Linked DNA regions of Homo sapiens: region 1 is linked to region 2. Evidence: chromatin contacts called from ENCODE Hi-C or POLR2A ChIA-PET data. All regions are on one chromosome and are shown on one strand. Each heading gives the region's core, a stretch centred on a gene start or an enhancer-like site at or near the end of the contact. The rest is flanking DNA. Distances are from core to core; before and after follow the strand shown.

What was found. Hi-C counts contacts between places; a loop is a spot of excess contacts on that map. ChIA-PET counts read pairs that join two places held with the same protein, here RNA polymerase II (POLR2A). Pooled maps may share reads with other maps.
Region 1: POLR2A ChIA-PET joins it to region 2 with 17 read pairs in PC-9. The contact joins two enhancer-like sites. A Hi-C loop is called at or near these places in 2 of 50 pooled maps. POLR2A ChIA-PET finds 5 or more read pairs at or near these places in 5 of 52 experiments (PC-9, T-cell, WTC11 and 2 more).

The regions. Positions count from the first base shown.
Region 1 is chr22:41,287,610-41,292,685 of GRCh38, forward strand. It overlaps a transcript of RANGAP1 not described here. Among named protein-coding and RNA genes, the nearest start is that of RANGAP1, 4.0 kb to the left of the region's middle. RefSeq lists enhancers at 1,981-2,580, 3,036-3,330, 3,180-3,778. Within about 2 kb of position 3,487, at least 10 of the 41 ENCODE cell types and tissues checked have a DNase peak (open chromatin) inside an H3K27ac peak, as active enhancers do.
Region 2 is chr22:40,734,584-40,740,333 of GRCh38, forward strand. No RefSeq gene overlaps it. Among named protein-coding and RNA genes, the nearest start is that of MCHR1, 58 kb to the left of the region's middle. Within about 2 kb of position 1,253, at least 2 of the 41 ENCODE cell types and tissues checked have a DNase peak (open chromatin) inside an H3K27ac peak, as active enhancers do.

The DNA.
Region 1 (5,076 bases), core at 2,237-4,736, 560 kb after region 2:
TGATTGCACCACTGCATTTCAGCCCTGGCGACAGAGCAAGACCTTGTCTCAAAAACTGAAAAAAGAAAAAAAAAAAAAGTTAAACAGATCATGCAGGCTGGGCGCAGTGGCTCACACCTGTAATCCCAGCACTTTGGGAGGCCGAGGCGGGCGGATCACCTGAGGTCAGGAGTTTGAGACCAGCCTGACCAAAATGGAGAAACCCCGTCTCTACTAAAAATATAAAATTAGCTGGGCATGGTGACGCATGCCTGGAATCCCAGCTACTCGGGAGGCTGAGGCAGAAGAATCGCTTGAACCCGGGAGGCGGAGGTTGCAGTGAGCCGAGACGCACCATTGCACTCCAGCCTGGGCAACAAGAGCGAAACTCCGTCTCTAAATAAATAAATAAATTAATTAATTAATTAACAGATCATGCCATATCCTTTTACACACAGCTCATTTAATCTTCACCACCACAAGGGAAGTGGGCATCATTACCACCCTTCCCAGCACAGAGATGAGAAAACTGAAGCTCTAGACAGAGTGTAACTCTCCCAGTTCTCAAAGTTCCTGAGATGTGGATCCTCTTTCCACCTTCCCTCTCCTTTTTACCTACAAGGCCCATGTCAAATGCTACTTCATGAGTCTCTCCCTCCTGCAGGTGCCCACAGCAAGATGCAAAGCCCCACAGCAGTTGGCCTGGGACTCTGGGGCTCTTTGACAGAGTTAACACTGTTCTTGGCAGTTTCCTCCTCAGCCTGGGAGGGTCTCCAGAGCAGACGCTGTATCCATCTGGGCAGTATCTTCTCTGGGCCTGGCCTGTCATAGGTGCTTCAGGTTTCCCCATTTGAACCAGATACCAGTCGGGTTACCGGATGTTTGCTTAAAATGAGTCATAGGCTTCCTGCTATTCCTGTGCTGCTTCCAGCTAGGACTGATCGAATCAGTCTGGATTTTCCTTGGGGTGATCCGCAGGCTCCCTTTTCCAATTTTACTTCTTGAGACTTTCCTTGGCCCTCACACAGAGACCTCCCAAAGGGAAGAGGAAGGTGGGCAGGGGAACATCTTAGCTGATCCCGTCCTCATCCAGCTGATAGGACATTGGGTTTTCGGAACTGGAAGGGAATTCTTAGACAACAGAAATTCAGTGGCCTTCAAGGACCTGGGAGGTAACAGGAAGTCATGGGGCTTGTCGGGGCTTGGTGGGGCTTGGGGGGAGTTAGAGAGTGGATGTTCTGCCTGAAGGTGTTCACATTCGAAGCTAAAAATCACAAACTCAGCCTGACAGCACCCCCTAGCAATCTGGATTCTGTCACTCCTATATCCTGATTTTTTTTTTTTTTTTTTTTGAGATGGAGTTTCACTCTGTTGCTCAGGCTGGAGTGCAGTGGTGCGATCTCAGCTCACTGCAACCTCCGCCTCCCAGGTTCAAGTGATTCTTCTGCCTCAGCCTCCCGAGTAGCTGGGACTACAGGTGCACGCCACCACGCCCGGCTAATTTTTGTATTTTTAGTAGAGACGGTTTCACCATATTGGCCAGGATGGTCTCAAACTCCTGACCTGGTGATCCACTTACCTCGGCCTCCCAAAGTGCTGGGAGTACAGTACAGGCGTGAGCCACTGTGGCCGGCCTCCTGAATCTATCTTAAACCTCTTTACAAATGGGGAGACTGGGGTTTGAAAAGGAACAGGGGGTTTGCCCAAGGGTGCCCAGTGAATCAGAAGAATCAAGAATCATCACTGTTTCTGGCCGGGCACAGTGGCTCATGCCTGTAATCCCAGCACTTCGGGAGGGCGAGGCAGGTGGATCATCTGACGTCAGGAATTCGAGACCAGCCTGGCCAACATGGTGAAACCCTGTCTCTACTAAAAATACAAAAAATTAGCTGGGCATGGTGGCAGACACCTGTAATCCCAGCTACTCGGGAGGCTGGGGCAGGAGAATCTCTTGAACCCAAGAGGCGGAGGTTGCAGTGAGCTGAGATCACGCCATTGCACTCCAGCCTAGGCAACAAGAGCAAAATTCTGCCTCAAAAAAAAGAATCATCACTGTTTCCAAGCAACACACTTATCTTCTCTCTTTCTCCTTCCAGCCCTTTCTCCAGCTTTCTCTCTTTCAAGTTATCACCTGAGAGCTAGTCTGCCTGGCCCAAGAAGTGTAATCATGGCCTTTGACAGATGGATAGTGTCATCCAAGACTATCTTGTTCCTTATTTCAACAAATGAAGAACTAAGGCCCAAGTTACAGTGTGACTTACACATGAGACAAGGCTGAGCATGGTGGCTCACAACCAACTGTAATGCCAGCACTGTGGGAGGCCAAGGCAGGAAGATTGCTAAAGCCCAGGATTTGAGACCAGTCTGGGCAATATAGTGAGACTCTGTCTCTACTAAAAACAATTAGCCAGGCATGGTGGTACATACTTGGAGTCCCAGCTACTAGGGAGGCTGATGCAGGAGGATCCTTGAGCCCAGAACGTGGAGGTTGGTTGCAGTGAGCCATGGTCAGGCCACTGCACTCCAGCCTGAATGATAGAACAAGACCCTGTCTCAAAGAAAAAAAAAAAAGAGAGAGAGAGAGAGAGAGAAAGAGAATAGAAGACAGGTCTCTAGGGTCCTTTTCTATTATTATTATTACTTTTTTTTTTTTTTTTTTGAGATGGAGTCTCACTCTGTCACCCAGGCTGGAGTGCAATGGCACAATCAAGGCTCACTGTAACCTCTGCCTCCCGGGTTCAAACGATTCTCCTGCCTAAGACTCCCGAGTAGCTGGGATTACAGGTTCCCACCACCATGCCCAGCTTATTTTTGCATTTTTAGTAGAGATGGGGTTTCACTGTGTTGTCCAGGCTAGTCTCAAACTCCTGACTCAGGTGATCCACCCACCTTGGCTTCCCAAAGTGCTGGGATTACAGGTGTGAGCCACCATTTCCGGCCTTCTAGGGTTGTTTTCAACATATACACTTCACTTGTGAGTGCGAGGTGAGTTTAAGGGGGAATCAGGAGAAGCAGAGAGTGTTCCAGGCCTTTCTCTGTTGTGCAGCCTTTTTTTGTTGTTTTTGTAAAGAATGTTTCAAAGACAAAAGCAGGCTGCCTCTGATTAGTCTGGTTTACTTAACTGAGTGTTTTAAATTCCATTCTGGTGCCTGAAAACGAACTTAATTGCCAATTGTAAATGGAATAAATAATAATATTTATGTTGGATTCCTGAAAACAGACCAAGGCTGCTGACTTGCCATTTAGTCAGATCAAAAACAAATGGCTAAAGTATGCCAGACATGTGAGGAATGTGGAGGGAAATTCCCAACACCCAACTGGGTGCTCGCCTGCAGCCCCTGGAGAGAGATGGGTCAGCCCACCTGCAGGGCAAGGCAGCCTCCCCCAGGGTCCCCTCCACTGGTGGGAGTGGGTTGGCTGCATCATCTATGAAGGACAGTCGAACCACATCTTTCTCAGGACTCAAACCAAGGGCATCCCACTAGAGCAACTATTTAACCTTGATAAATAACCATCATTACAATAATTCATTTGTTCTACAAATAGTTATCAAACATCTATGTTCCAATAGGCACTGTTCCAGCTCCTGAAAAATCCAGTGATGAAAGAGATTGAAAAGGATGGTGTCTATGGAGGAGTTTTAAATTCTGCTCTAATGTTTATGGAGGATTTCCCGGTACCAAATGGTTTCTGGCAGATTATCTTCTCTTTTAATAATTCCTTCATCGGCTGGGTGCGGTGGCTCCCGCCTGTAATCCCAGCACTTTGGGAGGCCGAGGTGGGCAGATCACGAGGTCAGGAGTTCAAGACCAGCCTGACCAATATGGTGAAACCCTGTCTCTACTAAAAATACAAAAAAATTAGCCAGGCACTGTGGCACGTGCCTGTGGTCCCAGCTACTTGGGAGGCCTAGGCAGGAGAATCACTTGAACCTAGGAGGTGGAGGTTGCAGTGAGCCGAGATCACGCCACTGCACTCCAGCCGGATCAACAGAGTGAGATCCATCTTAAAAAAAAAAAAAAAAAATAGGCCGGGCGCAGTGGCTCACGCCTGTAATCCCAGCACTTTGGGGGGCCGAGGCGGGTGGATCACGAGGTCAGGAGATCGAGACCATCCTGGCTAACACGGTGAAACCCCGTCTCTACTAAAAAAATACAAAAAAATTAGCCGGGCGTGATGGCGGGCATCTGTAGTCCCAGCTACTCGGGAGGCTGAGGCAGGAGAATGGCGTGAACCTGGGAGGCGGAGCTTGCAGTGAGCCGAGATCGCGCCACTGCACTCCAGCCTGGGCGACAGAGCGAGACTCTGTCTCAAAAATAATAATAATAATAATAATTCCTTTTTTCTTTTTTTGGTGGAGTCTCACTCTGTCCCCCAGGCTGGGGTGCAGTGGTGCAATCTCGGCTTCCTGAAAGGAGGTTCTCTTGAACCTCTGCCTCCTGGGTCCAAGAGAGTCTCCTGCTTCAGCCTCCTGAGTAGCTGGGATTACTGACACGTGCCACCATGCCTGGCTAATTTTTGTATTTTCATTGTATTTTACTTTCAATTTATTTTTTAATATTAAAACATTTTTTTTGAGACGGAGTTTCGCTCTCATTGCCTAGGCTGGAGTGTAATGGTGCGATCTCGGCTCACTGCAACCTCTGCCTCCTTGGTTCAAGAGATTCTCCTGCCTCAGCCTCCCGAGTAGCTGGGATTACAGGCGCCCAACACCACGCCTGGTTAATTTTTGGTATTTTTAGTAGAGATCGGGGTTTCACCCTGTTGGCCAGGCTGATCTCAAACTCCCAACCTCAGATGATCTGCCCGCCTCTGCCTCCTAAAGTGCTGGGATTACAGGCGTGAGTCACTGCACCTGGCCTTCATCTTCTCTTTTAATAATCCTCTTGTGGCCGGGTGCAATGTCTCATGCCTGTAATCCCAGGACTTTGGGAGGCCGAGGTGGGTGGATCACGAGCTCAGGATTTTGAGACCCGCCTGACCAACATGGTGAAACCCCGTCTCTACTAAAAATACAAAAAGTAGCTGGGCCCCTGTAATCCCAGCTACTCGGGAGGCTGAGACAGGAGAATCGCTTGAACCCGGGAGGCGGAGGTT
Region 2 (5,750 bases), core at 3-2,502:
CAGCCTGGGCAACACAGTGAGGCTCCATCTCAAAAAAAAAAAAAAAAAAAACGAAAACACAAAGCAATTATCTGTTCATTGTGATACGATGTCAGCTGTTGGACCTGGCGTGCTTCCAGAATGAGCTTGGAGATATGCTGGAGGATTACAAAACAAAACCCCTTACAGATCAGGACTCAGAGCAACAGATTTTTGTTACACGATCAAACGATAAGAATACCATTACTATACCATAATATATTCTCATTTCTCTTGCACTTTCTTGCATATTATTGAATTTATTTATTTAAAAACATATATATATATATACAGAGAGAGAGAGACAGATGGAGTCTCACTCTGTTGCCCAGGCTGGAGTGTAGTGGCGAGATCTTGGCTCACTGCAACCTCCACCTCCTGGGTTCAAGCAATTCTTCTGTCTCAGCCTCCCGAGTAGCTGGGACTACAGGCGTGTGCCACCACACCCAGCTAATTTTTGTATTTTTAGTAGAGACAGGGTTTTACCACACTGGCCAGGCTGGTCTCAAACTCCTGACCTTGTGATCCGCTCGTCTTGGCCTCCCAAGGTGCTGGAATTACAAGCATGAGCCACCGCGCCTGGCTATTTATTTTTAATTTCTTTAAATTTAATTGAATCCTCTAACATCCTTCCAAGATTGTTACGTAAAACACCCACTGTATAGGAGAGAAAACTAGGCCAGATGTGGGGGCTCATGCCTGTAATTGCAGCACTTTGGGAGGCTGAGGCAGGAGGATCACTTGAGCCCATGAGTTCAAGACCAACTTGGGCAATAAAGTGAGACCCTATCTCTACAGAAAAAAGTTAGCCGGGTGTGGTGGCACATACATGTAGTCCTAGCTACTCAGGAGGCTGAGATGGGAGGATCACTTGAGCCCAAGAGTTCAAGGTGCAGTGAGCTGTGATTGCACCACTGCACTCCAGCCCAGGTGACAGAGCAAGACCCTGTCTCAAAAAACAAACAGATTAAAAAAGCAACAGAAAAAAAAAAAGAAGAGAAAACAAGCTTCAAAGATGTGACACAATTGCCAAAAGCCACCAGACAGTCAAGTAAAGAACGAAGGAAACAACTAAATAGGACTTGACCCCAGGTCTCCTGAGGCCACACCCAGGGAGCTTGCTACTTGAACCAGTGATGATTTAAAAAAATAACTCGGCCGGGCTCAGTGGCTCACGCCTGTAATCCCAGCACTTTGGGAGGCCAAGGCAGGCAGATCACATTCAAGACCATCGTGGCCAAGATGGTGAAACCCCGTCTCTACTAAAAATGCAAAAAAATAGCCGGGCGTGGTAGCACGCACCTGTAGTCCCAGCTACTCAGGAGGCTGAGGCAGGAGAATCGCTTGAACCCGGAAGGCGGAGATTGCAGTGAGCCGAGATCGCACCACTGCACTCCAGCCTGGGTGACAGAGCGCGACTCTGACTCAAAAAAAAAAAAAAAAAAAAAAAAAAACAACTCACATTCCTCTCTGAACGCTTGGAAGAGCAACTTGGATGAAATTATTACACCCAAGCAAAGATCTTGGGTGTAATCACAGAGCTCACATGGAGGACCATGTGAGAGGCTTTTACAAACCTCAGAGCCCTAGGAAAGCTCTCTGGACCATTTATCAAGAGGAATCAGGCTTTTGGCATTTTTGAAGAAAAAGTAATAAATGACATGCTAAGTTTATGAGAAGATATTTTTTCCCTGAATTTATTCTCTTTCCCATCGGAATTAAATTCTAATATTCATACAGAAGCAACACATTTGTTCCTAAGTCAAATAAAGAACCCTATCTAAAGGCATAAAAAACCGTTGAATTATAGCAGAGGCATACAAAATAAAAATTTTATAGTTCCCCCAACCTCACTGGAGGACCTCTGCCATAGCTAAGAAAAATAGCCAACACTTTCAGAGCACTTAGCTAGGCTGGGCGCTGGTCTGTACAGGAATTTTGACTTTTTTTTGAGACGGAGTCTCGCTCTGTCGCCCAGGCTGGAGTACAATGGCGTGATCTCGGCTCGCTGCAACCTCCACCTCCCAGGTCCAAGCAATTCTCCTGCCTCAGCCTCCAAAGTAGCTGAGATTACAGGTGCCTGCCACCAGGCCTGGCTAATTTTTTGTATTTTTAGTAGAGACGGGATTTCACCATGTTGGCCAGACTGGTCTCGAACTCCTGACCTCAGGTGACCCACCCACCTCAACCTCCCAAAGTGTTGGGATTACAGGCGTGAGCCACTGTGCCTGGCCTGAATTTTAACTCAATTAATCTTTCCAAAAACCCTACAAGGAAGGAAGCATTACCATCTTGACTTTACAGATGGGAAAAATAAAGGGATACAGCTTGCCTGAGGTCACACTACTAGTACGTGGTGGAGCTGAGACCCGGGCCTGGGCAGCCTTGGGGCCAGTCCCCGCTCCGAACCACTAGACCGAGTCTGAGATGACTTTGATCCTTCTTCCTGAAGGGAAACATTTGGACAGAAGAATTCTGGGTTTTCTCCCTAACCTCTATCCTCCGCCCCACTCAAGCTCCTAATTTTGTGAGACGTAGAGATCCCCAGTGTTCACTGAGCTATACCAACAATGGGGAATGCTCAACGCCACTAGTCATTAGGGAAACGCAAATCAAACCCACAATGAGATACGCCTCACACCAGTCAGAATGGCCTTCATTTATTTATTTGTTTGTTTGCTTATTTATTTATTTTTAAGACAGAGTCTTACTCTGTTGCCCAGGCTGGAGTGCAGTGGCGCGATCTTGGCTCACTGCAACCTCCACCTCCCGGGTTTGAGCAATTCTCCTGCCTCAGCCTCCCGAGTAGCTGGGATTACAGGCTCCTGCCACCACACCTGGCTAATTTTTGTATTTTTGGTAGAAATGGGGTTTTGCCATGTTGGCCAGGCTGGTCTCTAACTCCTGACCTCAAGTGATCCGCCCGCCTCAGCCTCCCAAAGTGCTGGGATTATAGGCATGTGCCTGGCCAGAATGGCCATTATTAAAAATTCAAAAAATAATAGATGCTGGCAAGGTTGCAGAGAAAAGGGAATGCTTATACACTGTTGGTGGGAATGCAGATTAGTTCAGCCACTATGGAAGCAGTCTGGAGATTTCACAAAGAACTTAAAATACAACTACCATTCAACCCAGGAATCCCACTACTGGGTATAAATCCAAAGGAATATAAATCATTCTACCATAAAGAGACATGCACGCATATGTTCATGGCAGCACTATTTACAGTGGCAAAGACATGGAATCAACCTAGATTTCCATCAGTGGTGAACTGGATAAAGAAAACATGGTATGGGCCAGGCATGTTGGCTCACTCCTGTAGTTCCAGCACTTTGGGAGGCCGAGGTGGGGTGGATCACTTGAGGTCAGGAGTTCGAGACCAGCCTGGCTGATATGGTGAAACCTCACCTCTACAAAAACACAAAAATTAACCGGGAGTGGTGGTGCGCCCCTGTAATCTCAGCTACTCGGGAGGCTGAGACGGGAGAATCACTTGAACCCAGGAGGCAGAGATTGCAGTGAGCCGAGATTGCAGTGAGCCAAGATTGCGCCACTGCACTCCAGCCTGGGTGACAGAGCAAGATTCCGTCTCCCAAAAAAAAAAAAAAAAAAAGAAAAAGAAAGAAAGAAAACATGGTACATATACACTATGGAATACTACACAGCCATAAAAAGAATGAAATAATGTCCTTTGCAGCAATATGGGTGGAGCTGGAGGCTATTATCCTAAGTGAATTAACTCAGGAACAGAAAACCAAACACCACATGTTCTCACTTATAAGTGGGAGCTAAACATTAAGCACACGCTGACACAAAGAAAGGAACAACAGACCTAATTGTGGGTGGAGGGTGGGAGGAGAGTAAGAATTGAAAAACTACCTACCGGGTATCATGTTGACTACCTGGGTGACAAAATTATCTGTATACCAAACCCCCATGACACACAATTTACCCATGTAACAAACCTGCACATGAGGCCAGTTAAAGTGGCTCACACCAGTAATCCCAGCACTTTGGGAGGCCGAGATGGGAAGATCACCTGAGGCCAGGATTTCGAGACCAGCTTGGCCAAAATGGCAAAAACCAGACTGGCCAAAATGGCAAAAAAAAAAAAAAAAAAAAAAAAGAAAGAAATACAACAGTTAGCCAGGTGCAGTGGCACATGCCTGTAGTCTCAGTTACTCAGGAGACTAAAGCATGAGAATGCTTAAGCCTGGGAAGCGGAGGTTGCAGTGAGCTGAGATCGCACCACTGCACTGCAGCCTGGGCAACAGAGCAGGACTTTGTCTCAAATAAATGAATAAATAAATAAAAGTTGGAAAGAAAATAATTATGCTTTCAAAACCACTTCATAACATGGGGAGCTGGATATGTTCTGATGTAGAATAACAAACAGACGCAACTGTGCTTATTACACTGATTTAAATGATATACATCACAATCGTGGTTTTATAGACATACACTGTGCACAGACAAATAAATGAGGAATACATTAAATATTAACAATGGTTGTTTGGAGGTGGGAGAACTGTGGGTGGTATTTTCTTCATCCATTTATCTAACTGATCCAAGTTTTCTTCAGGGAGGAAACTTGTATAAATGAGGGCATACAGGCCCGGCGCGGTGGCTCACGCCTGTAATCCCAGCACTTTGGGAGGCCGAGGCAGTCAGATCGCTTGAGTCCAGGAATTCGAGACCAGCCTGGACAACATGGTGAAACCCCATCTCTACAAAAAATACAAAAATTAGCTGGGTGTGGTGGTGTGTGCCTGTAGTCCCCGATACTTGGGAGGCTGAGGTAGGAGCATTGGTTGAGCCCAGGAGGTGGAGGTTGTAGTGAGCTGAGATTGTGCCACTGCACTCCAGCCTGGGTGACAGAGTAGACACCCTGTCTTCAAAAAAAAAAAAAAAGGGGGCAAAAATTTTAAATCATGTCACGATTGGGAGTAATTTAGGCAAAACTTGCCTGGGAGCAAGGAGTATAGACTAGAAAATTGTTTGAAGTTCATGCTTTTGTAACAAGGGCCGGTTCTAGAATTTGGCATCAGATGGGTAGCAGCTTTGGAAGGAAGCATAAGAAAGGGACACACGAGGACTCCACACAGCCCCAATTGTCACTTTCCACCACCACATATCCTCTTTAATTCTGAGAGTATTCAAAGGAGTTTAACCATTCAGTGGATGATACAATTATCACAGTGGCATAGCCAGTTGTCCTGTTAACAGCCATCACATGTGACCCTGGGGAGCCCAGGCTTCTTTCGTGGTCAGACCTAAACCTGCTGAGAGAGGGTGGTTTCATGTTAGTCACTGACAGAGCACATCTCCAGCTCTCACTGTGGAATCCAAGTTTTCCTTTCGCCTTCCTGCCTCATTTGGTTCTGCCCATTTGCTTGGAGCCAGAAAGGGAAAAGGAAGAACACAGGACATCCTCTCCGCTCTGCAACTGACCCAGGTCTGTCTATAACACCTCCTGACAGTGCCCAGAAATCCTCCTATTTAAACCATTGGCCCCTGATGCGATTTCTTTTCCAAATATGCTCATAGATCATTGCAGAGACAATGTTAAACTCGAGAGCATTATCATCTGTATAAATCAGTCTCATCTTTAACCGTAACTCAGAGCTTCCATGTAGGAATACGCACCGAAACACAGGCTACCGTCTGCGTTCTCATGGAGCTTACGATTTAGCTGCACTGATAGGATATTTACACATGAAGAAATAACAATG